Linked DNA regions of Mus musculus: regions 2, 3, 4, 5 and 6 are each linked to region 1. A link is a loop called in an ENCODE intact Hi-C map of the cell type or tissue named here. Cell type or tissue: heart. All regions are shown on one strand. Links, peaks and the distances in the headings refer to the core of each region. The heading gives the core; the rest is flanking DNA.

What was found. Peaks named below come from ENCODE experiments on the same cell type or tissue, not always from the same donor. Only the 100,000 strongest peaks of a DNase experiment are listed, where the experiment ranks them.
Region 2: a loop joins it to region 1, with 5 times the contacts of the local background. A loop is called at or near these places in 12 of 42 quality-filtered maps.
Region 3: a loop joins it to region 1, with 2.2 times the contacts of the local background. A loop is called at or near these places in 2 of 42 quality-filtered maps.
Region 4: it touches region 1 in a loop (3-fold over the local background); 12 of 42 quality-filtered maps call a loop at or near these places.
Region 5: it touches region 1 in a loop (4-fold over the local background); 2 of 42 quality-filtered maps call a loop at or near these places.
Region 6: it touches region 1 in a loop (6-fold over the local background); 6 of 42 quality-filtered maps call a loop at or near these places.

Annotation. Positions count from the first base shown.
Region 1 is chr15:32,917,618-32,922,871 of GRCm38, reverse strand. It overlaps Sdc2 (syndecan 2), which reads right to left and starts at 2,149. Exons shown (of 5, transcript NM_008304.2): 1 at 1,567-2,149. The coding sequence starts at 1,626. In heart, for the core only: a CTCF peak has its summit at 2,275; a DNase peak (open chromatin) is centred at 2,171; H3K4me3 peaks cover 1,280 bases; H3K27ac peaks cover 760 bases.
Region 2 is chr15:32,776,468-32,781,721 of GRCm38, reverse strand. It overlaps the pseudogene Gm32618. Among named protein-coding and RNA genes, the nearest start is that of Gm41289, 5.9 kb to the right of the region's middle. In heart, for the core only: a CTCF peak has its summit at 2,933; a DNase peak (open chromatin) is centred at 2,951; H3K4me3 peaks cover 1,181 bases; H3K27ac peaks cover 700 bases.
Region 3 is chr15:33,684,649-33,689,902 of GRCm38, reverse strand. It overlaps Tspyl5 (testis-specific protein, Y-encoded-like 5), which reads left to right and starts at 2,020. Exons shown (of 1, transcript NM_001085421.1): 1 at 2,020-5,254. The coding sequence starts at 2,106. The coding sequence ends at 3,326. In heart, for the core only: no CTCF peak of the experiment used is centred there; DNase peaks (open chromatin) are centred at 2,032 and 2,562; H3K4me3 peaks cover 1,728 bases; H3K27ac peaks cover 1,042 bases.
Region 4 is chr15:32,782,309-32,787,562 of GRCm38, reverse strand. It overlaps the pseudogene Gm32618. Among named protein-coding and RNA genes, the nearest start is that of Gm41289, 12 kb to the right of the region's middle. In heart, for the core only: no CTCF peak of the experiment used is centred there; no DNase peak of the experiment used is centred there.
Region 5 is chr15:33,080,410-33,085,663 of GRCm38, reverse strand. It overlaps Cpq (carboxypeptidase Q), which reads right to left and starts at 2,535. Exons shown (of 8, transcript NM_176073.4): 1 at 2,342-2,535. In heart, for the core only: a CTCF peak has its summit at 2,538; a DNase peak (open chromatin) is centred at 2,443; H3K4me3 peaks cover 1,502 bases; H3K27ac peaks cover 1,249 bases.
Region 6 is chr15:34,019,919-34,025,172 of GRCm38, reverse strand. Gm41290 (a long non-coding RNA gene) reads left to right here. Exons shown (of 3, transcript XR_875114.2): 3 at 2,431-3,013. Among named protein-coding and RNA genes, the nearest start is that of Gm41290, 15 kb to the left of the region's middle. In heart, for the core only: a CTCF peak has its summit at 2,983 (motif pointing right); no DNase peak of the experiment used is centred there.

The sequences.
Region 1 (5,254 bases), core at 614-4,613:
GTTCCTGTTGTTTTGAGTTGTTCTGTTTTCTTTGAAATACACACAGAATAGCTCCAATTTAGTTTACAGCACACCAAAGTTCAGAACTAGCCAAGAGAGATTGCTAATTTCAAAGGATTAAACATCTTTTGCTGTGAGAATTCTGGTAAGACTCAGAGTTGTGTTTTTACATCACAATCACTCAAATACCCACCTATCCTATGCAGTTTCCAATTCTAAGTACCCCACCCTCGAACTCTGGACAATGACCTTCTAGCCCACACAGCAGTGCCCCCACCCTATAGCTGATCACAAATGTCCTTATTCTCCTGAATGCCAAAAGGTTTACCAATCGTCCAAGGGTCAAAAAGGGGAGATTATCCAACCCAGCTAAAGGCTTTTTTATTAATTCAAATTGGGCAACTTACTGGATGCCAAAGGAATGGCATAGGAAACAAGAGTAAAGAAAAGAGGAGCACTCCTTAATTGAGCCTGCAGCCCTGGGACTGCATGTCAATAGAAGCTGCTTGGACTTCCACCTGCCAAAACAGACCTGTAGTGACCCAGATAGGGGCTGGCACACTAGTCATGAGCCTAAGAGTGCATACACTGGGCAACGCAGAGAAACAAACTCCAACCCCAGAAACACAATCCTGACCAGAAATCAAATTTCCAGGGCCACAGAGGTGAAAGGATGCTAGTAGTGGAAGAAGACAGTTCATGGGAATATGGATCCAAAGGAGTATGAGGTTGGCAGGACAGAAATCTACATTCCCTCCAGCAGCCAGAGGATCTGAGGGCCAAAGCAATGTCACAAGCACCCTCATCTTTCCATTTTGAAAAATTCCATCTCTCTCCAACAGCTTTGCTCCACAAGGACCGTTCCTGGAAGATCCCAGAAACCAGAGAGCCCAGGCCTGTTCCCAAAAGCTCCATGAAGCCAGGAGCCTCCAAATAGACCACCGACTGCATCTCCACTTAGTGTGGGCCCCTTGCCACAGCCACAGGGAGCATTAAACAAATGCACTTTTAGAAACTTTCACTCCTGATACTCTCGGTTTCCTTAATATGGACCCTATCTCCCTAAACTTGCCTTCAGTCAAGCTCAAAGCCTGGAGTAGGGGGATGTGTGCAGAGGAACAGATCCTCCCCAAAGTTTCCAACTCACCCCTGGGGTTTGTCCAGTACACAGAGCTTACTGGATCCTTTCCTGGCCCGCAGTGGTGCTCTAGTAACCTGCAACTTTTAGCCCTCTGTCCTTCCTAGACTACACCATAAAATCCCCCAAGGCAGAAAGCTGGAAATGACTTTAAGGACCTGTGGGGTCCCTAACCTCCAAGTCTTGTGCTCCCACCCCCTGAAGACATGGCTTGGGTAACTCCCTGTAGCAGCTCAATTGTGCAAGAGGGAAAAGGAAGAGCCCAGGGGCAAGTGGTTGAAAAGCAAGCTCATTTGTTTCAGTAGAACCTAGGCAGCCCCACGTTCAGGGTTGGCAGATCCCCCAGGTAGCATCCCCCAATTACCCTCTGGCTCTTCTATTTGCCCGGGCACTCTTAACAGTGCACTTCCCCGGCTGGGCCCACTCACCGTCTCTGCGGACACACAGGCCATCAAGCCCAAGGTGAGCAGGATCCACGCGCGCTGCATATTCCCCAGGGATGTGGCTCCTACCCGGATAAAAGGAAGCCCAGAGCAAGCCTAAGAGGGCCTAGAAAAAAAAGAAGCTGAGCCGCCTCCAGGAGAGAGGTTTGGGCTCCGATTCCGAGCTCTAGCTGTCTTCTCTGGCGCCTGCTCTAGCGTTCTCCCTGCGCCCCGGAAACGCGGCGCCTTCTCACTTGTTGGCTTCTGTACTCCCAACCCAGAGTTGCTGCTTCGCGAGGCTGTTTTCTTGGTCTGGTCCTACAGGGCAGCGTTGTGCTTTCACTCGGCGGACTCCGGTGTCTGGGTCGCAATGCTGTCTGATTTGAAGCAAGCAGTCGATGGGTTGAAACCGAGCTGCCGCTCAAGTTTAGGATGCCGAAAGGCGAACGGCGGCGGGGACGCGCGGTCTGAGGGGCTGGAGCTCCAGGAGTATCTGGAGTACAGCACTCTACAGCTAGACTGGTGGCTTGGCTGCAGCGCCCCTCCTTCTACGCGCCGCCTCCTCCTGGGTCCTCCCCCTCGATCTCACCCCACACCCCTCCGTGTCCTCTCCCTGGTCCTGGTCTTGGTCCTGCTCAGCCTCCGCTTCAACCGCCCCTACCTTCCCTCCCTTCTTAGCCTGGCCCTCAAGGTTCCTCCCAGCTACTGGGGGAAAGGAGGTTGCCAGGACTCCATGATAAAACCAGGGAGAAATTCTTACGGGATTACACTGGGATTGGCAGCTCCCAGAGCCAGTGGGAGCCAGCAGCTCCACTCTGTGGCTGTCCTGAGAACCTGCCTCTGCAAACCTTAGTGCTCTTTCATTTTCTCTCTCCTTCTTTCCCCTTCTCAACACCCTCTCCTCTCCCCACCACCCTTCTGTCTCCCTTTCCCTTTCCTTCTCCTTTTCTTCGCTGTAATTTTCTAAAGAAAATTCGATGAAGGTTTAATGGGCATATTGAGCCTTTTCTTACTTGTGAAAATTGGGTCAATAGAAAGATGAGAGTCGAGAAAAATGAGAAAGTTTATACATCCCCTTCAAGTATTCACAGTGCCCATAGGTCTCCAGATAATGAAGATTGCAATTCAAAAACGACAAAAATAATTGTAACAAGTTAGTGTTAAGATTCTCCTTGGAACTTTCCCCCATGACCCACCTCCACCCCCATCCCAACTATAACCCACAACCCACAACCCTCAAAAAGGTAGAAAAACAAAACCCAAAACACAACAACTCCAAAGCACAACTCATTAAAGGCTTACAAACCATTTCTGCTGCTCACAGTTTGTACCCTGCCTCCTGACTCACACACACACAAACACACACACACTGCCCCAGGCATCAGCTAAGTTCGATTTCCATATTTTTACTTTTGGAAAATGTAAAATTGCAACAGATAAGGATGAAAAATTAGAGAGTCTAGATATTAGCAGATGAATTTCAGAGAATGAATGGTTAAGTAGTTTCTGGCTTTAAGAAAATGAGTATGTATTTCCTACATAAAGCAAAAGCATGCGTCATGTAGTTCGGTGCTGTATGGTGCTACAGAACCAGGCAGGCACATACTCTTCTAATGCTCACCGATGTTCTCTTGGATTTAGAAACTGAATGAATTATGGACCCATTTTCTTCTGTAATGTCCATTTATAAAGGGACAGGGACATTTCAGTATTAGCCACTATTTTGTTATCATGTAGGATGAATTAAAAATACATAATAACTATTTTGTAGGTAAATACTACTCCAGACCTCAAGCCACACCATAAAAAGCTCTGTGATTTTCTCACACAAACACATACCCATACACACACACACACACACACGCACACATGCACAAACACACATACACAGAGACAGAGAGACAGAGACAGGCAGAGACAGAGACAGACAGAGAGACAGAGAGAGACAGAGAGAGAGACAGAGAGACAGAGAGAGATACAGACATGAGGCCCTAGTCATTTTAGAACTAAACTGTAGTCATATCCTGTCTTAGTTAGGGTTTTACTGCTGTGAACAGACACCATGATCAAGGCAAGTCTTATAAAAAACAGCATTTACTTGGGGCTGGTTTACAGGTTCATAGGTTCAGTCCATTATCACCAAGGTGTGAGAATGGCAGTATCCAGGCAGGCATGGCACAGGCAGAGCTGAGAGTTCTATGTCTTCATCCAAAGGCTGTTAGTGGAAGACTGACTTCCAGGCAACTGGGGGAGAGTCTTAAGCCCACAGCCACAGTCACACACCTACTCCAACCAGGTCACACCTATTCCAACAAGACCACACCTCCAAACAGTGCCACTCCCTAGTCTAAGAATATACAAACCTTCACACATCCTAAGTGTGACTATTAGAATGTTTTAGTGATAAGTTACTGTTATAAATCTCAAAAGAAAAAAATTAGCAGGAGAACCATACCTTAAGACATCAACTCTGGCTCAGAAAGCTAACTCCCAACTTTCTGGTTCTTATAAGCAGCCTAAGGCACTGGCAGCCAAGAGAGGACAGGGAGGGGTACAACTAATGGCCACTAGTGGCCATCAGAAAGGTCTCTAAATCTGGGAATTATGAAGGTGTATTTCTACATCTGCTATGTGAAATATTTATGAAAATTGGTGGAGACTAAAATCCAGTTGAAATTTATTAATTATATCTGATACAGAAAAGATAGACCAGCTATCATTCTCCATATGTTCTGAGGTCCTCCAGCTGATGAGCTGGAGTTAAAGGGGTCTAGCAAAAAAATATTCTTAACTGATATCTTCTAAGATTTCATGGAGTGGTCTCAGAAGAAAATATACAGGATGAGAACCAGTGATATGGTTCAGCACATTTATGTTTAGGTATGGACCTTGAATTCCTGATCTTTCCAAAACTTTTATCATGAAGGGGTGTTGGATTTTGTCAAATGCTTTCTCGGTATCTAACGAGATGATCATGTGTTTTTTGTCTTTGAGTTTGTTTACATAGTGGATTACATTGATGGATTTAGATATATTAAACCATCCCTGCATCCCTGGGATGAAGCCTACTTGAATGATCATTTTGATGTGTTCTTGGATTCGGTTTGCAAAGCTTTTATTGAGTGTTTTGTTATTTTTATTAGATATTTTCTATATATACATTTCAAATGCTATCCCGAAAGTTACCTATACCCTCCCTCCACCCTGCTCGCCTATCCACCCACTCCCGCTTCTTGGCCCTGGCATTCCCCTGTATTGGGGCATATAAAGTTTGCAAGACCAAGGGGCCTCTCTTCCCAGTGATGGCTGACGAGGCTATCTTCTGCTACATATGCAGCTAGAGACAGGAGCTCTGGGGGTACTGATTAGTTCATATTGTTTGTTGTTCCACCTATAGGGTTGCAGACCCCTTCAGCTCCTTGGGTACTTTCTCTAGCTTCTCCATTGGGGCCCTGTGTTCCATCTTATAGATGACTGTGAGCATCTACTTCTGTATTTGCCAGGCACTGGCATAGCCTCATACAAGACAGCTATAACAGGGTCCCTTCAGCAAAATATTTCTGGCATTGTGCAATAGTGTCTGGGTTTGGTGGCTGATTATGGGATGGATCCCTGGGTGGGGTAGTCTCTGGATAGTACATCTTTTCATCTTAGCTCCAAACTTTGTCTCTATAATTCCTTTCATGGGTATTTT
Region 2 (5,254 bases), core at 577-4,576, 140 kb after region 1:
CTGCTGTCTCCGTGTCCTCAAGAAGACCCCTAGTTCTTTTGCCCAATCAGTTTTGAATCTTAGTGTCTGAGAAGTTTTTCTCACTCTGAGCTAAGTATAAAACTAAAAAATTTACTAGCTGCTGATATTTCTCCACTCTTGCCAAAAGGAGTCAGAGCTCAGACAATCACTACTTTTAAATCCAGGACGCTACAGCGGTTTCCAAATTAAAATACAAAGTGCTGGAAATAATGTTCTGTAATAGCTAACTTAAAAAATCATGCCTTTCAAGTCTGGGTATATTTATACCACTCTAGGTGAAGCAAATAGAGACAGGAAAGCAATGTAAATGGACAATTAGCTGGTTTGGGTTTGGAAACAGCTTTTACTGAGAAAGACTGACTCACTGCCCAACAAAGGCTGTATGTAGGATTCTCAAGTTGACATTTCAAAAATGTTTAATCACCCTTTGAATGATAGTGCAAGGGCTCAAAACAGAATCTTTCCAATAAAGCTGCTCTTTTGAAAAACATTCAATTCTGTTTTGAACTGAGAAAATGGTAGAGCCCCAAACATAAGAGATTTCAGAGAAAATAAGGCAGGGAGAGGAGAGGAGCACATTTAAGGGTAAACAAACAACAGCAAACCCCACCAGGTCTTAAGAAGCTATCAAAGCCATACAGAAGCTCCCAAGGGCTTTTCTCCTAGCAAATCTCCGAACCAGGTTCTGCAAAGAAAAGGTCCCCAACTCTGCTCAGTTTACAAGATTCTCTCTGGACAATAATTCAGTTGAGCTTTCCCTTTGCCCAGTTTTGCACAGCTATGTAATGCAATGGTTCCTGTTGTTTTGTGTTGTTTTGTTTCCTTTGAAATACACACAGACTAGCTCCAATTTAGTTTACAGCACACCAAAGTTCAGAACTAGCCAAGAGAGATTACTGATTTCATTGGATTAAACATTTTTTGCTGTGAGAAATTCTGGTAAGTCTCAGAGTTGTGTTTTTACATCATAATCGCTCAAATACCCAACTATCCTATGCAGTTTCCAATTCTAAATTCCCCAGCCTCGAACTCTGTACAATGACCTTCTAGCCCACACAGCAGTGCCCCCACTCTATAGCTGATCACAAATGTCCTTATTCTCCTGAATGCCAAAAGGTTTACCAATCGTCCAAGGGTCAAAAAGGGGAGATTATCCAACCCAGCTAAGGGCTTTTTTATTAATTCAAATTGGGCAACTTACTGGATGCCAAACGAATGGCATAGGAAACAAGAGTAAAGAAAAGAGGAGGACTCCCTAATTGAGCCTGCAGCCCTGGGACTGCATGTCAATAGAAGCTGCTTGGACTTCCACCTGCCAAAATAGAGCTGTAGTGGCCTAAATAGGGGCTGGCACACTAGTCATGAGCCTAAGCTAGTAGTGGAAGAAGACAGTTTCATGGGAATATGGGATCCAAAGGAGTATGAGGTTGGCAGGACAAAAATCTACATTCCCCCAGCAGCTGGAGGATCTGAGGGCCAAAGCAATGTCACAAGCACCCTCATCTTTAAATCTTGAGAAATTACATCTCTCTTCTACAGCCAGGGGCTTCGCTCTACTCGGAGGGTTCCTGGAAGATCCCAGAAACCAGAGAGCCCAGGCCTGTTCCCAAAAGCTCGATGAGGCCAGGAGCCTCAGAATAGACCAAGGACTGCATCTCTACTTAATGTAGGCGCCTTGCCACAGCCACAGGGAGCATTAAACAAATGCACTTTTAGAAACTTTCACTCCTGATACTCTCGGTTTCCTTAATATGGACCCTATCTCCCTAAACTTGCCTTCAGTCAAGCTCAAAGCCTGGAGTAGGGGGATGTGTGCAGAGGAACAGATCCTCCCCAAAGTTTCCAACTCATCCCTGGGGTTTGTCCAGTACACAGAGCTTACTGGATCCTTTCCTGGCCCGCAGTGGTGCTCTAGTAACCTGCAACTTTTAGCCCTCTGTCCTTCCTAGACTACACCATAAAATCCCCCAAGGCAGAAAGCTGGAAATGACTTTAAGGACCTGTGGGGTCCCTAACCTCCAAGTCTTGTGCTCCCACCCCCTGAAGACATGGCTTGGGTAACTCCCTGTAGCAGCTCAATTGTGCAAGAGGGAAAAGGAAGAGCCCAGGGGCAAGTGGTTGAAAAGCAAGCTCATTTGTTTCAGTAGATCCTAGGCAGCCCCACGTTCAGGGTTGGCAGATCCCCCAGGTAGCATCCCCCAATTACCCTCTGGCTCTTCTATTTGCCCGGACACTCTTAACAGTGCACTTCCCCGGCTGGGCCCACTCACCGTCTCTGAGGACACACAGGCCATCAAGCCCAAGGTGAGCAGGATCCACGCGCGCTGCATATTCCCCAGGGATGTGGCTCCTACCCGGATAAAAGGAAGCCCAGCGCAACCGAAGAAGGTCTAGAAAAGAAAGAAGCTGAGCCGCCTCCAGGAGAGAGGTTTGGGCTCTGATTCCGACTCTAGCTGTCTTCTCTGGCGCCTGCTCTAGCATTCTAGCTGCGCCCCGGAAACGCGGCGCCTTCTCACTTGTTGGCTTCTGCACTCCCAACCTAGAGTTGCTGCTTCGCGTGGCTGTTTTCTTGGTCTTGTCCTACTCTGCGTTGTGCTTTCACTCGGCGGACTCCGGTGTCTGGGTCGCAATGCTGTCTGATTTGAAGCAAGCAGTCGATCGGTTGAAACCGAGCTGCCGCTCAAGTTTAGGATGCCTAAAGGCGAACGGCGGCAGGGATGCGCGATCTGCGGGGCTGGATCTCCAGGAGTATGTGGAGTACAGCACTCTACAGCTAGGCTGGTGGCTTGGCTGCAGCGCCCCTCCTATGCGCCGCCGCCTCCTGGGTCCTCCCCTCGATCTCACCCCACCCATCTCCGCGTCCTCTCCCTGGTCCTAGTCCTGGTCTTGGTCCTGCTCAGCCTCCGCCTCTACCGCCCCCACCTTCCCTCCCTTCCTAGCCTGGCCCTCAAGGTTCCTCCCAGCTACTGGGGGAAAGGAGGTTGCCAGGACTCCATGATAAAACCAGGGAGAAATTCTTACGGGATTACACTGGGATTGGCAGCTCCCAGAGCCAGTGGGAGCCAGCAGCTCCACTCTGTGGCTGTCCTGAGAACCTGCCTCTGCAAACCTTAGTGCTCTTTCATTTTCTCTCTCCTTCTTTCCCCTTCTCAACACCCTCTCCTCTCCCCACCACCCTTCTGTCTCCCTTTCACTTTCCTTCTCCTTTTCTTCGCTGAATTTTCTAAAGAAAATTCGATGAAGGTTTGATGGGCATATTGAGCCTTTTCTGACTTGTGAAAATTGGGTCGATAGAAAGATGAGAGTCGAGAAAAATGAGAAAGTTTATACATCCCCTTCAAGTATTCACAGTGCCCATAGGTCTCCAGATAATGAAGATTGCAATTCAAAAAAGACAAAAATAACTGTAACAAGTTCGTGTTAAGATTCTCCTTGGAACTTTCCCCCATGACCCACCTCCATCCCCATCCCAACCATAACCCACAACCCCCAAAAAGCAGAAAAAAAGAGATTCCTAAAATCCAAAAATGCAACAACTCCAAAGCACAACTCATTAAAGGCTTACAAACCATTTCTGCTGCTCACAGTTTGTGCCCTGCCTCCTGACTCACACACATACACACACACACACACACACAGAGAGAGGGAGAGAGAGAGAGAGAGAGAGAGAGAGAGAGAGAGAGAGAGAGAGAGAGAGAGAGAGAGAGAGAGACTGCCCCCAGGCATCAGCTAAGGTCGATTTCCATATTTTTCCTTTTGGAAAATGTAAAATTGTTTACATTTGGAAGCAACAAATAGAGATGAAAAATTAGAGAGTCTAGATAATAGCAGATGAAGTTCAGAGAATGGTTAAGTAGTTTCTGGCTTTAAGAAAATGAGTATGTATTTCCTGCATAAAGCAAAAGCATGCGTCATGTAGTTCGGTGCTGTATGGTGCTACAGAACCAGGCAGGCACATACTCTTCTAATGCTCACCGATGTTCTCTTGGACTTAGGAACTGAATGAATTATGGACCCATTTTCTTCTGTAATGCCCATTTATAAAGGACAGGAACTTTTCAGTATTAGTCACTATTTTGTTATCATGTGGGATGAATTAGAAATACATAATAACTATGTTGTAGGTAAATACTACTCCAGACCTCAAGCCACACCATAAAACCTCCGACCTTTACACACACACACACACACAGAGAGAGAGAGAGAGAGAGAGACAGACAGACAGACAGACATGAGGCCATAGTCATCTTAAAACTAAACTGTAGTCACATCCTAAGTGACTATTAAAATGTTTTAGTGATAAGTTACTGTTATAAATCTCAAAAGAAAAAAATTAGCAGGAGAACCATACCTCTTTAAGACATCAACTGTGGCCCAATAACTAACTCCCAACTTTCTGGTTCTTATAAGCAGCCTAAGGCACTGCCAGTCAAGAGAGGACAGGGAGGGGTACAACTAATGGCCACTAGTGGCCATCAGAAAGGTCTCTAAATCTGGGAATTATGAAGGTATATTTCTACATCTGCTAAGTGAAATTTCTATGAAAATTGGTGGAGACTAAAATCCAGTGGAATTTTGTTAAGTATATCTGATACAGAAAAGATAGACCAGCTATCATTCTCCATATGTTCTGAGGTCCTCCAGCAGATAAGCTGGACTTCTAGGGGTATAGCAAGAAAATATTCTTAACTGATATCTTCTAAGAAGCTTTAGTGGTGTTGTCTCAGAAGAAAATATACAGGATGAGGGCCAGTGATATGGTTCAGCAGATTTAGGCAATTGTTGTCAGTCCTGACCACCTAAGTTCTATCCTTGGGCCCCACATGATGGAAAAAAGAAAATCAGCTTCCAAAAGTTATTTTCTGACTACCACATGTGTACCGCAGCATCACACATGTACATGTAAATAAATGTCCTTAAAATTGAGAATTGGAAAGCACATAAAACAAATAAAATACAGAGAACCAAAAAATGTAAAGAGAACTGGACTTATTTTCATATTTTTATTTTACATATGTATGTTTTGTTGTATGTATGTGTGAAATGTACCTGCAAGTGCCCAAAGAAGCCAAAAGAGGCCATCAGAACCGAACCACTGGTACTGGAATTACTCAAGATTGTGAGTCACTAAATGGATTCTGGGGACTGAACTGGGGTCTTCTGCAGGAGCAGCACATGCTCTTAACTGCTAAGCCATCTCCTCAGCCCCAAGAACCAAATAAAATTTAAAAAA
Region 3 (5,254 bases), core at 519-4,518, 770 kb before region 1:
GGTTAGTTACAGTTATTACTTAGTTTCAGAGCAACCTCCCCAACCCCGGCTTCTACACTTAAAATTTAATGTGTATAAAAGCTGCCTAAGGAGCAAAATGCCCATGTAGGGAGATACAGAGATAAAGTATGGAGCAGAGACTGAAGGAAAGACAATCCAGAGACTGCCCCACCTGGGGATGCATCCCATATACAGTTACCAAATCTAGACACTATTGTGGATTCCAACAAGTACTTGCTGGCAGGAGCTCCATATATCTGAGAGGCTCTGCCAGTGCCTGACAAACACAGAGGTGGATGTTCTCAGCCAACTATTGGACTGAGCACAGGATCCACAATGAAGGAGCTAGGGAAAGTACCCAAGGAGCTGAAGGGGTTTGCAGCCCCATAGGAGGAACAACAATATGAACCAACCAGTACCCCCAGAGTTTCCAGGGACTAAACCACCAACCAAAGAGTATACATGGACAGACCCATGGCTCCAGCTGCATATGTAGCCGAGGATGGCCCTGTGGCATATCAATGGGAAGAGAGACCCTTGGTCCTGTGAAAATTCAATGCCCCAGTGTAGGGAAGAATTCAATGCCAGAATAGGGAAGCAGGAGTGGGTGGGCTGGTAAGCAGGTGGGTAGGAGGGATGGGATAGGGGGAAACAAGGAAAGGGTATAACATTTTAAATGTAAATAAAGAAAATATCTAAAATAAATAAAAATAAAAGCTGGCCGAGAGCTTGTTAACATTTAGTTGCTGATCTAGTAGTTCTTGTGCACCTTGAGCAAGCTTCCATATCCTGCCCAACGGCTAGGCTTACTTCTCTGTTTTTCACTGCAAGGGTGTTGTGGTGTTTGAACCTGGAAGATCCACTCAGAAAGTTTCTCTTCACATTTGTCATGCATTCCCTCAGTACTCATGGTGCTGTAGCCCTGCTATAGGATATGAGGTTTCTTTAGGAGTGCCAGACAGGTTTTCTGGCTGATTCTCTGTAGGCTATGAAAAATTTCTAGGGCTCCCTCCCTCACTACTCCTGTAAACCCTCTGTCTCAAAAATCTCACCTGGAAATCCTTCTCTACTCCTAGAATGGTATTTTTATTCTATGTGTGTCCTATCCCAATTACAGGAGCTTGGACTCAGGCCTGTTATTTCTGGCTCTGGACTGGGATTCACAGCGTTACTCTGTGTAGACCTGAGGCAGCTGGAGGATTTGTGCCTAGGCAAGGAGTTTGGAATTTGTTAACATGCTGAACAGCTTAGGAGTCACCATAGCCATTTGCAAAGGGCCAACAGATTATGGTAGCATGGTAACATAATTAGGCCAAGCCTTTTTCTCCTTCGCTGTATAGTCTCCAGAATGTTCCTTAGTATCCCTCTCCTCTCCACCTGCTCTTCCTCCTCCTCACTAAGGACTGAATCCTCCTCCTCACTAAGGACTGAATCCAGGACTTCCCACATGCTGAGTAACTGTTTTATCACTGAGATGTAACTAACACCAGCCCTCAGTTGCCATTTTATCAGGAAACTGGGAACAAGAATACCTCCTTCAAGAACAGAGATAATGTAAAATTAGTATTCAGTAAAATGCCTTGTATGTTACTTTTTTATTCTTTCTAAGTCATTTTACATAAATATTATGGTTCTGGCTTTCACATTCCCTAGAGTTGAATCGTTGGGACAAATCTTACAGTAGAATAATTATGTAATGAGACAGACATGCCGATGACCAATTAATTATGAGAGATGTCACAGAAAATAACAGAAGAGGAAAAATACTTAGAAAATTGATGGAGACGGTAGTGGGTGCCTTTACGATGTCACTGTAGGAGCAATGGCTCTGTCTTATGAACCCCTGGGGACACGCTTGCTATCAATGATAGGAGATGAGTCAGCAACACTACCAAGGCCAAGCACAGGTGGAAACTAACTTTCTAACTGCAAAATAAGACTAAGGGCGTGTAGCATGTGAGGGTGGGCTGGTACGCAGCCGCTGAGCGGAGCCAATCACTGGGTGCAGTGGGTCCTGCCGTGGTGACGTCACGGTTGCCATGGAGAGGCCAGCTTCGTAGAGACCCTGGGCTGGTAGCGGCTTTGAAACCTTGTTCTCTGGCACCATGAGCGGACGGAGTAGGGGTCGAAAGTCTTCCCGCGCCAAAGGCCGGGGCAAAGGCCGGGCCAGAGCCCGGGTCCGGGCCGCTGCGGAAGACGCCTGGCACGACGAAAAGCCACCACAGAGCCCGCGGCTCGGGGAGGACTCCGCGGCCGCGCAGGTGCAGGCCGGCGCAGCTCAAGGAGGCGCCGAACCAGCCGAGCTGCGGGAAGAGGCGGCCTGCCGCCTCCCGCTGGACTGCGGCCTGGCGTTGCGGGCTCGGGCTGCAGACGAGCGCGGGCTGGCGGCCCCTGATCCGGACCTGGAGAGGGCCCGTTCCCTCGCCGAGCGCCTGACCAGCGACACCAGCTTCGTGGGAACCGTGGGAGCCTTGGCGAAGCTGCGACGCGGCTCCCGCATTGGAAATCGGCGAGTCCCCGGGAGGAAGGCCCCAGATACTCGGAGCGCCACGGGGAGGGGACCTCAGGCCACAGTTAGTGGGAAGCCGAAGATGGCCTCTGCGGGGTTGTGCGCCGCTGCTCCAGTGGGGGAGGAAAAAAAGATGACAGAGAAGCATGCTGGGGCAGGGTCTCCCGCGACAGTGGGCAGCATGGATACCCTAGAGACGGTCCAGCTAAAGCTAGAGACCATGAATGCACAGGCTGACAGGGCATATCTCAGGCTTTCACGCAAGTTTGGCCAGTTGCGACTTCACCACTTAGAGCGCCGGAACCTCCTCATCCAGAGCATTCCGGGCTTCTGGGGGCAAGCTTTTCAGAACCATCCCCAGCTGTCAGCTTTTCTGAATACCAAAGATAAGGAGGTATTGAGCTATTTGAACAGACTGGAGGTGGAAGAACTTGGCCTTGCCAGGTTGGGCTACAAAATCAAGTTCTACTTTGGCCGAAACCCCTATTTCCAAAACAAGGTGCTCATTAAGGAATATGGCTGTGGTCCATCCGGTCAAGTGGTGTCTCGTTCAGCTCCAATCCAGTGGCTCCCAGGCCATGATCTACAATCCCTAAGCAAGGAAAACCCAGAAAACAATGGTAGCTTCTTTGGGTGGTTTTCAAATCACAGCTCTATTGAGTCTGACAAGATTGTTGAGATAATTAATGAGGACCTGTGGCCCAATCCTCTACAGTACTACCTGATCAGTGAAGAAGCCCGTGGAGAGAAAGGAAAGGAAGAAAGGCCAGGTCCAGCAAAACTGAGCCCTGCACCTGCAGTGAGGCAGCCCAACTGATCCGACACAGATCTCCCTACCACCTCTTGCTGGACCTGTTAGGCTGACCACGTGGGTTTGGTTGTCTGCCTTCTGTTCATACCATACATGGTAGCCACTTTGGACTTATCTTCAAGAATGTGACATTTGTGATAATATTCTCTGCTTCCCCATGACCTCACCTTGTCACAATAGTGTTGCATGTGTGACATTCTCACTGTTTGTGTATCAATCACTTCTGATATATGACTTTCTCTACACTATCCAGTCCCTGTTCTTGGCTCTGGCTCTTCCCACTTTCCTTTCACCTGGACATTCTGAGTCATTGTCCAGATGGATATTCAAGCTATGCTACTTCATGGCCAGTCAGCTGGGCTTTGTGTCCATTTTAAGCATGCATGTTATCAGTGGCAAGATTTTTCTATTGCTATCACAAAATGAAGCCAGTGCTTTTATTCTGTGGGTATGGAGACATCAACCAAGGTTCTTCCTATTTTGTTTCCCACTTCAGCCTAGGTCCAGCAGACTACTGGTGTGGATGAGGACAAGGGAAAACAAGAATATGTTCTGTTCACATCATACATCTCTTCTTGCCTCATAGACAGCCTGCTAGTGAACCCTCATCATGGTCTGGCTATGCCTGACTGCAGTCAGTCCATTGACTGTTGGCTAGGTGGGTGTTATTGGCTCCATCTTGCTTATCAAAGACCTCAAGAACTGCCTATGGACCCAGGTACCTTCCCAATGCATGAGCTACAAACCCACCTTCCCCAGACTTTAGAAAACCTACTGCTTGTCAGATTGGTGGGCAGCCTGGCATTTGTGAACATATGCTTGTTGCTCTCATGTTGTGAGCCCTGAGAAGGGTAGAGCTTTGGACCACATCTTTATCAACTGGGTATCTGTGCCATTTCTCTTATTCCTTATTCCTTGCTAAGAAGGGACAAGAAGGAATTTTGAGGAAGAGAGATTTTTCATTTCTATGCCCATGTTTACGTCACACCTTCATGCAACTTAGTCTCCTTCCCTATCAACCTACCTTGGGACTTCCTACTCTCCTTATGAACCCTCTCCCAGCCTTTTAAAATAGCATCACAGTGCAGACAAAAAAAAAATCATCAACCAGACTTTTCTACATACAGTTAGGGAGGCAGAAAGAGGCTTCCTTTGCACACTCATGTAGTAGGCTGAGATAGGATAAAGAAAAACCAAAAGGTCTCAAGAGAGTCTATGGTCAGACATAGGTCCTGAATCCTGGCTTTGTTCAGTAGTTCTAAAGTTGTATGCATCTGCTAGAATTAGAAACCCTAAGGCAGCAGTGTTGTGGTCTCTTGTGTCTTCTGTCTGTTTCTTTTTAAGTCCCAGGGGCTTCTTCCTTTTGTCTCATTTGATAGCCTATGCCACTGGGGTCCCCAGCCCCCAGCTTTCCCACTCAGTAGTGCTTTGCTATCTTTGTTTCTTAGCCCAAATGTACTCACTATGGAAGAATCCCAAGGTGTTACTGGGGACAGGACAGGCAGAACCTGTTCTAGATATTTCTGGTAAGTGTGCAGGCTGAGCTGGACCATCTCTACCAAAGTTTGTCTGTGTTCTGACTTATCTTCTTTGGAAAGTAGAACTCTGTAAGCCAGCCCCCATGCTGGTATGGAAGACTTCATTCTTACCTTTGTGAGGGGGTCCTTGAGAAAATAGGCAAGGGAATCAGGGCAAGATAGGTATGAACCTGGTATTGAGTGGGTCAGTAAAACTTGATAGAAATGCATTGTGATGCTGCAGAGATAGTTATCCTATCTCTTAGTGATGAAGGTGACAGAAGAGACCTTACTCAGGGTTGGGATGGGAGAGTTAAAGGTGTATGTAAACAAGATGCCAGGTCAAGGATGGATTCAGAGTTCTGGGCAGTCTTCATCATCGTTAGTTAATTTCTTTTTTTTTTTTTTTTTTTTGTA
Region 4 (5,254 bases), core at 854-4,853, 140 kb after region 1:
GAGTAAATGTGGTGGTGATGGGAGAATATGGATTCTGGAATACTTAGAAAATACAAAGAAGAACAAAATTAACTAGTAGCTCATCACCCTGAGTCAATGACTGACACATTTTGATAAACATTTTTCCAGGCTGCTTTTTCTGTATGTATATTTTCCACAAAGTTCAGATCATATAATTAATTGAGTTTTGCACCTTGCTATTTCCATCTGTCCTTGTCTAAATATATTGAATTATCCCTGATCTTTCTTTGTAAATTTGAATTTTTAGTGGCTGAACAGTTTTACTGTGTGACTTTACAACAATGTATTTCTATTTCTTTCTTTCTTTCTTTCTTTCTTTCTTTCTTTCTTCCTTCCTTCCTTCTTTCCTTCCTTCCGTCCTTTTTTTTTGTTGATTTTTTATTAGATATTTTCTACATTTACATTTTAAATGCTAAGCCCTTTCCTAATTTCCTCTCCGAAAGTCCCCTATGCACTCTTCCCACCCTGCTCCCCAACCCACCTAAGCCCTCTTCCTGGTCCTGGCATTCCCTGGTACTGGCTTTACAAGGACACCATCCTACAACCTGGCCAAGGCCTCTTAGAGGTGGTGGATTCAGAGAACCCCAAGCATACTACCTACCATCAGTGAGCCCAGAAAAACTGAGTTGAGAGAAAGTGCCCATTAATTCATGTCTGCCAAGCCCTCCAGCACCCTGACTAAAAGTCTCAGAATTAATAATGCTTTACCAGGTCCTGGCTCCTACTGAGTTCTGTGCTTTGTAGAGCAGAATTATAGACACCACCCCTTCCCTCACATGGTGTCAGTCTCTATGGAAGAGACACAGGAGGGTTAGAGATCTTAAAGAACACTTATCTGTATTTCATAGTGAAGAACACAAACAAAAGGAAAGGAATGGGTGTTGGGAGCCGCCCTCACATTTGCCATTATAAGATGGCGCTGACAGCTGTGTTCTAAGTGGTAAACATAATCTGCACACGTGCAGGGGCAGTTTTCCCGCCATGTGTTCTGCCTTTCTCGTGATGACAACTGGGCCGATGGGCTGCAGCCAATCAGGGAGTAATACGTCCTAGGCGGAGGATAATTCTCCTTAAAAGGGACGGGGTTTTGCCATTCTTTTTCTCTCTCTTGTTTTCTCATTCTTGCTCTCTTGCTTTCTTGTTCTTGTTCTTTCTCTCTCTCTTGCTCTTGCTCTCTTGCACTCTTGCGCTCTTGCGCTCTGGCTCCTGAAGATGTAAGCAATAAAGCTTTGCCGCAGAAGATTCCGGTTTGTTGTGTTCTTCCTGGCCGGTCGTGAGAACGCGGGTAAGAGTTGGTGCTGAGACCCGGGACGAGAAGACCTGGGACGAGAAGACCTAGGACGAGAAGACCTGGGACGAGAAAACCTGGGACGGTTACCATCACCGGCGCAAGGAAGATCCCTCATTCTGGAACCAGAACTGCGGGTCATGGTAATGAAGTGTTCCCGTAAAACAGACTGTTGAGAAGGATCCAGCCTGGATTCAGAACTCCTCAGCTGGGGAATGGTGGTAATGAAGTGTTCCCGTAAAACAGACTGTTGAGAAGGATTCAACTGTGTGAATTCAGAACTCTTCAGCTGGGGAACGGTGGTAATGAAGTGTTCCCGTAACACAGACTGTTGAGAAGGATTCAACTGCGTGAATTCAGAACTCTTCAGCTGGGGAACAGGGTACCCGTAAGTATAGCTTTACAAGGTAAGTCTGGTCTTGAACTTTCTAACGAAATTCAAGACAGTCTATCAGAAGTAAAGTGGGAAATAGCTTTACAAGGTATGTTTGGCCTTGAACTTTTTCTAGTGTTAGGAGCCCTTTTGTTCCTTTTCACATGTTATCAAGCGGTTAAGGCAGGGCTGAAAATTCTGGATGAAATTCAGGGCAATCTATCAGAAGTAAAGCGGGGAGAGAGAGTAGGAGCAAAGAGGAAATATTGTACACAAAATAAGTATATAGGCCTTTCCACGGGTCTTGAACCTGAGGAAAAGTTTAGGTCAGGTAAGAATACCTGGGGAGAGATTAGAAGGAAGGAAAAGAAAAAAGATCAATTAGCGGAGGTCTCTAGGAGAAGGAGCCTATACTCATCACTAGATGAGCTCAAGGAGCCAGTTCTTAGTAGTTCTGAATCAGATGAAAAGGCTATTAGGGCCTGGAAGGCGCTCTCCCGAGCAGGTGAGGCCACTGGACAACTAACAAAGATCGTCCAGGGACCTCAGGAGTCATTCTCAGATTTTGTGGCCAGAATGACAGAGGCAGCAGAGCGTATTTTTGGAGATTCAGAGCAAGCCGCACCTCTGGTAGAATAGCTTATTTATGAGCAAGCCACGCAGGAATGCAGAGCGGCCATAGCCCCAAGAAAGAACAAAGGTTTACAAGACTGGTTCAGGGTTTGTCGGGAGCTTGGGGGACCTCTCATTATGGGTTACTTCCATTCAGTATGAGAAATTTACTAGGGCAGCTAATTTGTTAAAAAGTCTTTCTCAGTATATGTTACAGAATTGGACGGCTGAATTTGAACAGACCCTTCGGGAATTGAGACTGGCCATTATTCAGGTCAACTCCACGCGCTTGGACCTGTCCCTGATCAAAGGATTACCCAATTGGATCTCCTCAGCATTTTCCTTCTTTAAAGAATGGGTATGGGTGGGATTATTTGGAGATACACTTTGCTGTGGATTAGTGTTTCTTCTCTGGTTGGTCTGTAAGCTTAAGGCCCAAACTAGGAGAGACAAGGTGGTTATTGCCCAGGCACTTGCAGCTCTAGAACATGGTGCTTCCCCTGATATATCTATGCTTAAGCAATAGGTCGCTGGCCATTCAGCTCTTGCACCCCACGAGGCTAGTCTCATTGCACGGGATAGAGTGAGTGTGCTTCAGCAGCCCGAGAGAGTTGCACGGCTAAGCACTGCAGTAGAAAGGCTCTGCGGCATATATGAGCCTATTCTAGGGAGACATGTCATCTTTCATGAAGGTTCAGTGTCCTAGTTCCCTTCCCCCAGGAAAAACGACACGGGAGCAGGTCAGGGTTGCTCTGGGTAAAAGCCTGTGAGCCTAAGAGCTAATCCTGTACATGGCTCCTTTACCTGCACACTGGGGATTTGACCTCTATCTCCACTCTCATTAATATGGGTGGCCTATTGCTCTTATTAAAAGAAAAGGGGGAGATGTTGGGAGCCGCCCTCACATTTGCCATTATAAGATGGCGCTGACAGCTGTGTTCTAAGTGGTAAACATAATCTGCACACGTGCAGGGGCAGTTTTCCCGCCATGTGTTCTGCCTTTCTCGTGATGACAACTGGGCCGATGGGCTGCAGCCAATCAGGGAGTAATACGTCCTAGGCGGAGGATAATTCTCCTTAAAAGGGACGGGGTTTTGCCATTCTTTTTCTCTCTCTTGTTTTCTCATTCTTGCTCTCTTGCTTTCTTGTTCTTGTTCTTTTTCTCTCTCTTGCTTTCTTGTTCTTGTTCTTTTTCTTGCTTTCTTGCTCTCTGGCTCCTGAAGATGTAAGCAATAAAGCTTTGCCGCAGAAGATTACGGTTTGCTGTGTTCTTCCTGGCCGGTCGAGAGAACGCGGGAACACTATGTCGTATGTTCTGCTATTCCTAGATGCACCAACTGCACCCTCCACACAGTCAAAATACATGGCATAAAATTATTTTGGGAGCCCAATTCACTTACAGAAATGCATCTTTAAGTGGCTTGGAGCTTTATACATTGTGTGATTTTGGCCATAATAGATGAGTGGCAAGCACTGTCACAGAAACCCAGGACTATTGGCTTCCCAAGGGAAACTAGCTTTGCTCTAACCCAGTCACAGCTGAGAGGTCTGGATGGGATTCAGGACAGTCCATAATTAAGGAGTAACCTGTGATTCCCAGGGGAAGCTGACTCATTATAACCATCAGAGATGCTTTGTAAAAGATACAAATTATCCAGCCACACACACTGAGGCTCTGCTTGCAAAAATTGGAGATAAACTTGTAAGATTTGTATTTATATGTACTTCCTATGACCTTGTCAGTCTGTCTGGTTACTTACAGGAGCATAAAAGAGGTTTGGCTGGAACAATCATGAAAAGCTATTGAACAGAATAGTAAAGGAGGAATGAACAGAATATTAAAGGAGGTCTAATGAACAGCATACTAAAGGGGGAATGCTTAAATTCAGCTATGTCTGAGGAAGGATCAGAACAGTAACCAAGAAGGAGTAACCAGGAAGCAGTGTTAGCATGGAACAGCTTACAAATCTGGTCAATGAATGCAGATTCCAAACGACGACCAGTACACAAGGTAGTTTCTGGACCACAGCCAACATCTCAAAGTGATAAACAAAGGGCAAACCATAGAGCAGACGAGCACCAGGCCAAGGATGGTAACTATACAGCTACTAAGAAGATGGAGAGGATTTGCAGGCTTGCTCACTGATTAATTCCAGCACATAGCAGGAAACCCACCTGCTGAGTAAAAGGAGGGGTCAATACCCTGGTGAGTTTAAAGGCAGGGTATAGATGGGAACCATGATAAATGAATGAATCAAGGATTTCTTCAAAATTCCAGTCAATTTTATTCCAGGCTAGAAATAAAACTCTATGGCAACCTAAAAAGTTAAAAAATGATGGCCTTGTTTTCAGTCAAAGCTCTTCTTCATGATGTAGGCTTTCTTCTGAGACTTTTCATTGGCTCCTACTCCATGAAAGAAGGAGATGACTTTGAGATACTGGGATGTATTTTTGGCCTGGGTATGAAAGATGGCAAGCCTTCTTTCTGCCTTGGGAAGGAGAGAAAGATGGGCGAGATCTTGTAATTTGGTTTTCTGGCAAAGGAAGGACAGCTTCTGCTCACTGGGCCTGTTGGATTACAACCAACAGGCACACCAATAGCACAATAGCTTGACTAGACTCCTTGTAATCCTTGATGACAGAGTTGACTGGGCTCTGTTTAGCCAGGTCAGCCCCAGAATAGACAGTCCCTAGAAGATTCCAAACTACCTATGATCAGGTCTGGAGGTGTTCTGAAGGCTTGAAAATTAGTTTTTCTTTTGGAAAAAAACTAACTAACCTTTTAAAATTCTTTCCCAACTTATGATTATCCTAGTTGCCCTTCAGTTGACCACATAACACAGTCCACTGTTAGGATGACAACAGAACAAAATATACTACTTTGATTGAAATGTCATACAATGCATACATGAATCAAAATATTATAAATATGCAAAAGTACTACTTATTAATTAACATTT
Region 5 (5,254 bases), core at 731-4,730, 160 kb before region 1:
TTTTATAGGCTACCTTTTTTGCTCTCATCAATTAATTATAAGGGTCCTGGAAGTCCATTTTACATTCCCAGTGTTCCCCATTAGGAGGATGTCAAGCAGCCTCTTACCAAAGACACAAAGTTAGGACACACACATACAAAAAAACAATGCTTAGATCTCATGGTGCAGTGCCCTTAAATGCTGGTCACTGAACCCTCAATGTCACCTACTTTAAATTCCCTAAATAAGTAAAAGGATGAGGATTTGTGAGCATTTAGGTTGAAAGTGTCAAATCATAGTGGAATTAAAACATTCTTATTTAGGTTTTTTGTTGTTTTTGTTGTTTGTTTGAGAGTATCTCACTTGGATGCTCAGACTGTCCTTGAACTTATAACAATTCTCATTACAGTTATAACTGTGAGTCACCATACCTGGCTGACAATTTGTGTGTGTGTTAACTATGTAGAAATCAGAGGACAATTTGCAGTGTGTGTGTCTGGTCCTGGGATTAAACTTAGTTCCCTCGAGTTGGAAGCATGTGCCTTTACCAACTGGCCATTTTGATGATGCTGGCTAATAATTTTTAAAATAATAAAATAACTAAATCCACCTTAGTAATCCTACTCCCTGGCTCCCATTCACAGTTCACTGGATATGGTAACAATATCCAAATTTTGTACATGTTCGAAAACACAAGGAAACCAGTCTTCCATACCACACAGACTTTCACAGCAGACATTGCCTGATCCCATCTGCTTATGTTCTGAGTCTTGGCTTCCTATTTTTCAAGTACTATTTCTGATAGTTAGGACAAAAGGAGTTTCAAGTTTGCCTTGCTCTTAAGTTTACGGTGAGGATTAGTAGGGTAATATAAGTAAGAAGTTTAAATGAACAATAAAAGTGTGTGGTCAGAGCACCATGAATATCAACTTGTACATTTCATAGTTGAATGACACATGAACCCACAACTGGCTATTTGGGAAAACAACCTGAGAAAGTCAGTCTTTTTCACTAAACAAAACATTTACTCTACCAGATAGACTTGAAATAGGTAGGTAAAAATATGCACCGGCACATGTCTGTGACCCCAGCACTAGCAGGGTGGAGACAAGAGGATTCCTGGAGCTCACTGGCCAACTGATCTAGCAGATTCACTGGACCCCCAGGTCCACTGAGATGTGCTGTCTCCAAAATTTAAAGAATAAAACCTTTGAGGAAGATACCTGTGTTAACCACAGGTCCATACACACATGTACATACACACACACATAATGAAGTTAAAATCTAAAGAGATCAAGTGACAATTCAAAGTCATTGATTTTGGTTTTATGGGGGGGGGGGGTTGTGGAACTTGGGGTCTAGGAAGCAAAACTACAGCAGTGATCAACTGTATTAAAGCACTCTTTATGTGTCATGCACACAAATTACTTTCCTCACTGTGACATATTTTGTTTTCTTCATTCACCTGCAACTAAACCAACCCTTGTCTAAGGAAAATAGACATTGTCCAGTCTTAGATTCATGAGAAGTGTCTGGATTTAAATACAAGTCAGCGACATGGTTCTGCTTTGAGATGTACCTTTGTACCTTGTAAATACATTATATATTTTGGTAACAACGCTGGCTCAAACCAAAAGTGGGGAGAATAAAGCACAAGCAAGCAAGAGTTCAGGTTATTTTGTTTTAGGCAAAATATATTTAATCCAACCAATGGAGATAATAAGGTGCAGGAGTCTAGTAACTAACAACTACAAAGAATCAAACTCCTCTTGATTAACCACAGAGATTGCAAAACACTTAACTCTGAGAAAACAGAGGCGAAAGCCTGTGTGTCTGATGTCTCCATTTCATATTCACTGTGCCATTCATATATTTTGCTCATTCTGCTGCATTTCCTACGCATTTGTCCACTTCATTCATTCAGTTCTACTTCACAGTCAATTATTGGATATTGAGTACGACTATGTATGACAAGTCAGACGCTGACAACTCGAAAATGGGGCCTTTCATATCAGAAATGAAAGAACAGAACTAGGTAGAAAGTGAAAGAAACCACCAAAGCTCTCCCACCCCGTCCTGGTAAAGCCTCTTGCAAGTCAGTTGACTAGGGAAAATTCCAGATAGGGCCTTGAAGGAAGCTCCTAGGCAGTCCAGGGACGGTGCAAGAGACCTTGAAGAAGAGACAGGCACCAGCAATTTTGGTCTCTGCCTCTGGGTTTCAGTGTAACTGCAGGCAGTCTCGTCCTATGCAAGGGCACTCCAGCCCGATCAGGAAGCTCTCTGGCAGCCAGGCCGGCTGACCTCAGCCCACCCTCCCGCCTCTGGGGAGCAGCTGGTCACCCACAGCCTGGGGGGCACTCACCTGATCACGAGGCTCTGCGGAGCAGCAGCGGCCACAACACCCGGTGAGGCCTGCAGACCACAGGCACGTTCGGGGGCGGGACCAGGAAGGTCCTCAGAGCGCACTGGAGCCACAGGGCGGGCCTCCAGAGGCCTCAGGAACAGCCCGGAGCCCCAGTAGTCTGCAGGCCTGGCTTCTTTGTGTGCCAGGACAGCTGTGGAGCCCTCCCTGGCCGGTGGGCGGAGACAAAGGTGCAACCGTCAGCCAGGCCCGAGGCCTGGGCTTTAACTGAGACTGTGGCTGGCTGGACCCGACCCTGAAAGGTCTCCTTGAGCCTGACTTAAGGCAAGTAGGGTCCCCAAGGCCTGGCTTCAAGAGACTTTGTTGGAACCGTCAAACTCCTTCCCAACAAAAGCAACTCAACAGTTATTTTGTTCATGTTATCAATCACCCAGTAGCTAGGGAGGATGGATATGCGGGAAGATGGCCCAGGACTTTGAGGCTTAGCAAGGGCTACAGAATAAATGAGACCCTGTCTCAAAAACAAAATGAAGCACCAGGTTATTTTCTCCCTTCCTTAATAGTTGAAAGACTGTAAGAAAGGAGGTGATCATGAAGGCAGGGGTCATGATCTAAAACTAGGAGATCAGAAAGTCATTTTCAGTCTAGGCATTGTATCAGGGAAAGAGCAATGCTATACTACTCTTGTAGTACATGTGCGCATATTTTTGGCCCATTTATCTATCTGTCTATCTATCTATCTATCTATCTATCTATTCATTCATTCACTTTACATCCTGATCACAGTAGCCCCTCTGCTTTCAGCTCCCCCTTCCCACAGCCCCTGTTTTATCCTCTGCCCCCTTCTCCTCTGAGAAAAGGAAGGACCCCCTTGTGAACCAGTATACCCTGACACATCAAGTCACTGCATGACTTCAGTAGTTTGGGGACCTGCATAAAGTCCAAACTGCAACATGTGCACATGTTTTTAATGTTTTATGTTTTGATAAGTCCAAATTTCTTTACTTAGCCAGACTCTTATCAAAGTTATCTTTGTAAAATACTTTCCAGTTCCTGTCTCTCCTCTTAAAACACACACACACACACAGACATACACACACACAAAACCAAGGAAAAACTTAGGCATGCTGATCCATGTATGTGTTATCTCAAAACACAGAAAATAGAGGCAGGGATATTTTGAGTTTCAGGCTAACCTGGGCTACATAGGTAGATGCTAAGAAAAAGAAAACTCACATACTTAAAAAACAGGAAAGAAAAAATTAAGCATATACAAAGAAAATCATTTTGAGTCCTTTCACCTATGTACAATATAACAATCCCTCTAAACTTTGACTAGTCGCGTTGCCTTTCACAAAATATCACTTCTGTGAGGTATTCAAGGGTCTTTTCAACATGGTCCTAGCTGGCCTTTCCACAAATGGTCCCTGGGGAGTCATATCTAGTCCCAATGATTTACATTTCTCTGAAACTATCTTTGATGAAGAATAGGTTGGATTATTTCCAATCTCCTACAACAGGCTAATTTTGTAAAATGAAATTAATAATCTAGCAAAGGTAACTGAAAAGCTATAAAATGACAGACTCTAGTTTTGTGGAAAAACAAACCTACAGGTTTGCAACAAGTGAAATATCACCTTTTTGACGCTTCTAGCTGCTTACACTCGACTTCTGTGTTTAGCTCATCGTGCACCTGTAAAGACGGCCCATAGACTGTCTCTCTAAGTATAGCTTAGATGGCAGTGCCGTGCTCATGCCGTGCCCAATGCTTCCCAGCCTTTTCTTATGCTGTAAAAGTTCTCTGTCATTGACTCACAATGTAATAATGACAAGACTTGAACTTTAATTGAATGCTTTTTACTAACACTTTATGCGGATTATCTGTGGGTGTTTCTCAGCCCTATGAGCTAGGTATTATGACTATTATTTCTACTTCACGGATGAGTAATTTGAAAGCTAGAGAGGTCATGACACACCCTGTGAGGTCAGGTTGACGTTGTAAATTAAAATAGCTTGATTCCAGAGCCCATCTATGCTTACATTGTCCTGGACCATTTTCCCCTCCCTTTAGATGGTTGATTTTAATTACTCTATTCATGTCCATCTACTATATATCTTTCCCCATTGGTGTTCATTCTATTCTTGTTTCTTTTAGAACTGTTACATTTCTGATACAATGGCATTGGTAGATCTCCATAGCTCTTAGCACTGCTCTCTCTGACTCAGATACTCTAGTAACTCAGAACTTGGCTCATGCAAGCTGCTGGAAGGGAAGCTCCTTCTCTGTGCTTTCATTCTTTTCTGGGGTTTACCTCACTGGAATTATATGCTTACATCTACATCCGCTACTAAGCCATGTGCCATGTGATGCACTCATTTTTCTTACAACTATAGTGTGGATCTGCACAGTCACTGCCAAAATCTTTTGTCTTGCATGCTTGGTCCACAACTAGTGGTTCTGGTTGGGGAAGTTTTGGAAATTTCAGCAGTTAGAAAAGCTAAATCACTCTGAAGATGCTTTTGAAAGTTATGCCCATAATTCCTTCCACATTCTTTGCTCCTTTCTGCATTTTCCTCATGCTTCTCATTGCTTCTATGATGTGATCCAAGTGTACATAGCCAAGCAACCCTGAGCTTAATCATTTGAAACCACAACTAAGTAATCTCTTTTTCTCTTAATTTTTTCTCTTAGGTATTTTTGACACAGCCTCATAAAATTAGTACATTTAATAAAATAGTTATATTTATATAGAGACAAATATTCATCAACATTTATATTATATCCATTGCATTTTGAGTACTGGAAACAGAGTCTGATATATTTATTCACTATAGGCACTCAATACCGAATTGTGTTATAAGCTCTATAGATCAAGCTGACAAGACAATCATAAGGGTAATGTACAGGTTATC
Region 6 (5,254 bases), core at 738-4,737, 1.1 Mb before region 1:
TTTTGTGGTTTCAAAATCCAGACTCCATTTCCAGTTAGCTCTCTCTGCTTCCTACCTGTCATTTGAAACGTGAGCGCTTTGCTTGCTGCTCCAGGCACCATGTCTGCTTGTTGTCACATTTCCCTCTGTGATGGACTCTTAGCCCTTTGGGACCATAAGTGAAATAAGCCCTTCTATAAGTTGCCATGACTATGGTGTTCTAGCACGGCAACAGTAACTAATTCCCTTGGGAAGTCTTCTTCTTCTCTGAGACCAGGCTAGCTCCTCAGTGATCTCAATTGTGCCTGGTACAGAATGAGTGACCTAGACTAATGGAAGGGCATGGGACTAAGGGAAGTCAATGTCAATTACCTGGTGCTCTGCTGGACCATATAGGATCCTGGTCAAAACCAGAGGTGTTGGTCCCTATATATATGTGGTAGTTTGAATGAAATGGCTCCCACAGGCTCAGATATTTTAATACTTGGTCTCCAGTTGGTAGAACTGTTTTGGAAGGATTAGGAGGTGTGGCCTTGTTGTAAAAGGTGTGTTACTGGGTTCTGAGGTTTCAAAAACCACACCATTCTCAGTTCCCCTCCCTCTGCTTTGTGCTTATGTATCAAGATTTGAGCTCTCAGCTACTGCTCCATCACCATGCCTGTCTGCTCCTTTGCTCATCTCTATGATGTCTTAACTCTAACTCTCTGAAACTGTACGCACGCCCAAACAAACTTTTTTCTATAAGTTGTCTTGATTTTATCAATAGAAAATAGAAATATAAATAGTAACTAAGAAAGCATGAATGCCACAATTTATTACCATGTAAACAGTCCTCAACTGTAACTGTATACCAAGTCTGTTCTTTACTGGTCTGTATACTACTGTTATTCCTTATAAACTCGTATGTAAGGAACTCAATAGAATGGGTCTGAGAACAGTGGAACAATGGAAAATAATGGTCTCACTGTACTGTTTATAACTGTCTGTACTTAATATTTTGAAATTTGGGTTGTTATTTTCGACTTTGATTTTTAAAATTTTGCATTAAAATACTTGTTTTGTCTAATGCTTTTTTTTTTCCAAGAGCCCTCTTACATTTGCACTCTAGTGTTTAGCTTTTTATCTGCTGCTGTGATGAAACATCGTGACAAAAAATGACTCTTGGAGAGAAAGGATTTAGCTTACAGTTCCAGGCCACAGTCCATCCCTGCAGGGCAGGAGCTTGAGTAGGAGTTTGAGGCAGCTGGTCCCATCATATACACATTCAAGAGCATAGGGGCATGAATTCATACATCCTCATTTGCTTGCTTGTTCGTGCTTAGTTTGATTTTTCACTCTTAATACAGTTCAGGATCCCTCGACTGGAAAAAGGAGCCACGTGAAATGGGCTGAGCGTTGCCATATCAACTTACATACTTAAAATAGCTCCCCAGCCAGGCATGGTGGTATATGCCTTTAATCCTAACATTCTGAAGGCAGAGGCAGGTTAATATTTGTGAGTTTTAGGTTAGTCTGGTCTGCCTAGTGGGTTCCAGGGCAGCTAGAGCAACACAGTGAGACCTTGTCTCAATAATAATAATAATAATAATAATAATAATAATAATAATAATAACAGTTCCCCACAGACCAGTCTCCTAGGCTGAATATAGGCAAGCCCTTATTAAGGCTCTCCTCTACGTGATTCTGGGTTGTATCAAGCTGATAGAGATAACCACCACAGCAAGCAAGTGCCTCCCTTTCCTCATGCAAACTGTAGGAGACACTTCCATAGGGCATCTCCTTCCTGTGGCTTTCTATCTTTCTCCTCCTTGTCTCCTTTCTTCTCCCTTACCCCCTGCACCTTCCCATTTTATTCTGAGACCCTGGCCTCGGTTCCACCTCTACCCTTCTCCCTACTCACTCAGCATTTATGACACTGCTAAAAACCTCTTCCATGTCTCCTACATTTTTCAAGATCCTGTTTCCCTCTCTTGGTCTTACAAAAAATGTAATTCAATCCTATAAAAATGAGAAACCGGCCGGGCGTGGTGGCGCATGCCTTTAATCCCAGCACTTGGGAAGCAGAGGCAGGTGGATTTCTGAGTTTGAGGCCAGCCTGGTCTACAAAGCGAGTTCCAGGACAGCCAGGGCTACACAGAGAAACCCTGTACCAAAACCAAAACCAAAACCAAAACCAAAACCAAAACCAAAACCAAAACCAAAACCAAAACCAAAACCAACAACAAAAGAGAAAAAGCAAACCAAAACCACAACCACCACCATCACAACAATGCCATCATTCCCTCTGTAGTCTTTTATTCTCCCCTTCCCAGGACCACCAAAGGCAGGATGTGAGGCAGGAGGTTCTTCCCAGTCTTTTCATGGCTGTGCATCTTTCCCTCTCATAGGAAAGAATATCCTCCTCTGAGACCCTTGTGCTCAAGTATGTCCATCTCTCTACTTTCTCCTCAGGGTCAGCCTTTGTAAGTTGGACTTCATGGTTCAGTGAGGTCTTTAAGATGAATGGACAGATGCCGTTCTGACATCGTCTCTTCCTAGCTCTGGGATGTTACAAAAGACACAGTTATAAGCACCTTGTTTTCTTTGCATTCTGAGTCGAACCTTTCACCAGCTGGGGACTAAGCGTTCAAACATGGGAGCCGCTCCCATTGAAATCACCACTGACCAGAAGAGGACATCAGATTTTGTGGAACTGGAGCTATAATGGAACTGTCATGTGAATGACTGTTGGGGACTAAACTCTGATCGTGTGTAAGAGTTCAAAACTGCTGAATAGTCTCTCCAGCTCACGCATTTTGAGGCATCTGAGCTTTCAAAAAGCCACCTGTAAAGTCTTTGGAACTGAAGTGCTTCCCAGGCAATGCCTTTCTATGATACTATGTCTGTACTTTCTGGAATTGTAGCCACTAGCAACATGTGGCCTTTGAGTTCTCAGAATGTGGCTAGTTTATTTGATTAACTTTGGATTTGCATTTCCCCAGTGGCGCCTCACTTTGCCCGTTTCTCCCACCAGATGGCGCCCTCATTGAGGGAAAGAAATGGGTTTGCAACACCAGCAACCTGAATAAGCCAAAGGCGTGAAGGGATAGCATTGGCCCTCCTAATCACTGCACCCTGTCTTCTTCAGAGATTCAACTGCCTGAACGGGCTTTAACCCTCACGCCGGCAGCTGGAGCTGCAATCACTTGTTTCTAGAAATGATGGGCAGTGTAAAACAGACACAGCCACCACCACCACAAGACAGTCTGGGGCGGTGATGGTGCAGGTCTTTAATCCTCGCATCCGGGAATCTGAGGGCGGGGGATCTCTGTGAGTGTCAGGCCAACCTGGCCTACATAGAGAGTTCCAAGCCAGCCAGGGTTTCATAGTGAGACTGTCTCAAACAAACAAACAAACAAACAAACAAACAAAACAAAACAAACAAACAAAAAAACCTCAAATGTTACTTTGTATTCGAAGGCACGGGACAACGGTGGTAGCTGCTTGGAATAAAGAAATACACTTTTATTGTTTTTGGGACAATGGCATGCCTTTCATTTGTTCTACTTCTCCTGAAAGTTTTACTTAGATCATCTTTTAAGGTATCATCCATTTCTGGACTGGTGTTTGCTGTTTATTTTACAGACCCTTGTTCCCATGTGCTGGCTGTGATGTGGCCTCTCCCAGAAGCATTTGCATTTTATGCCTACACAGCCTCCCATTGTTAACCTTGCGAATCACTAGAAAAAAACAACTCCACTGTTTTGGGTCAAATCTAAAGCAAGAATTCCCCGTCTGAGAATGGCCTCAAGTCACGTGTTACAGGGAGCCTATAAGGAGAAACCTATTGGCCATCATACTTTCCCATGAGGTTTTGTTATTTCCCAAGATCTATAATTCCCAGCATTCCAGAGAGTTACCTAGTTCCTGGGCAGGTGGGACTTAGAGGTTTTTTTTTTTTTTTTTTCTTTTTATCACAAATACCATATGCATTTGGATGGAGTCTTGCCCTCTTCGAGTATTTCCCAGCAACCTTTAAAGACTTGATTTTGACTTGCTGGTTCATAAGATATATGCATTTCGTTTTGTGATCATTATTATTATTTTAAATATAGATAGGCCCAGTTTAAGAAGTTCTCCCAAACGTTTAAAAACTTGAACCTATAATTAGTGTATGTTCCTGCTATGATCTAGGCATTTATCCTATAACATTTAAAATAAGGCGTGTAATGAGTTGAGTAGAAATTATAATTTATTGTCCATCTTCACCCCCCTTTCCTTTCCTTTTTCTCTATTTTTCTTATTTTTTTTCTTTTTTTTTCTTTTTTTGCTGTTGTTTTTGAGATAGGGTTTTGCTGTGTAGCTCTGGTCAGCCTAGAACTTTCTATTAATACCAGGTTGGCCTGAACTTGTGATGACCTTTTGGCTTCTATGCCCAAATGCTGAGATAAGAAGTTTGGGCTATTACTGCTTCTTTGTTCTTTTGGAAAATATAAAAATATACAGGGAATTGATATCTAGCTCAGTTGGCAGAGTGATTCCTCAGCACATACAAAGCTTGAGTATGATTCTGTAGCATTGCATAAGCTGTGGACAGTAGCAGATGTCACACACACACACACACACACACACACACACACACACACACACACACACGTGCATGCACACACGCACGCTTTAAAAATTTTGTTTTGAATCAGAGTTTCTTGTAGCCTAGGCTGGCCCGAATCTATAATATGGCTAAAAACGAGCTTAAACTCCTGATCCTTCTGCTTTTACGTCCAGCTGCTGGGATTACAGGCCTAAAGATTTACTTTGGCCAGAGTTTTGAGGTATGAGGCTCTGGTTTTGATCTTTCGTTCCACAAAAAAATGGATAAGACTTAAAAACCATCCTTCACTTAACAGATTCGGGACCAATAGAAGTGGCTGATTTTAGAAATGGGGAAAAGACAGTGCAGGTTGAACCTGCACCTCTCTCACTCTTGTTCTCTCTCTTCTTCTCATGCCAGAGATAGAACCCAGAGCCTTGCAAACAGTAGGCAAAGGCTCTGATGTATTAAAAGGATGCGTATGTAAGGCGTCTTGATAGTAATATACTATAATCCGTAAACTAAGACAGAACTTTGAGGGTTGGTGATTTAGCTCAGTTGGTGTTTGTCTATAATAAATGAAGTTTGGAGTTGTATGTCTCTGTGGGTGTGTGCACATGAGTGCAGGTGCCCTCAGCGACCAGAAGTACCACATCCTCTGAAGTTACAGCTTATGAGCATCATGACTGAGGGTCCTCTGAAAAG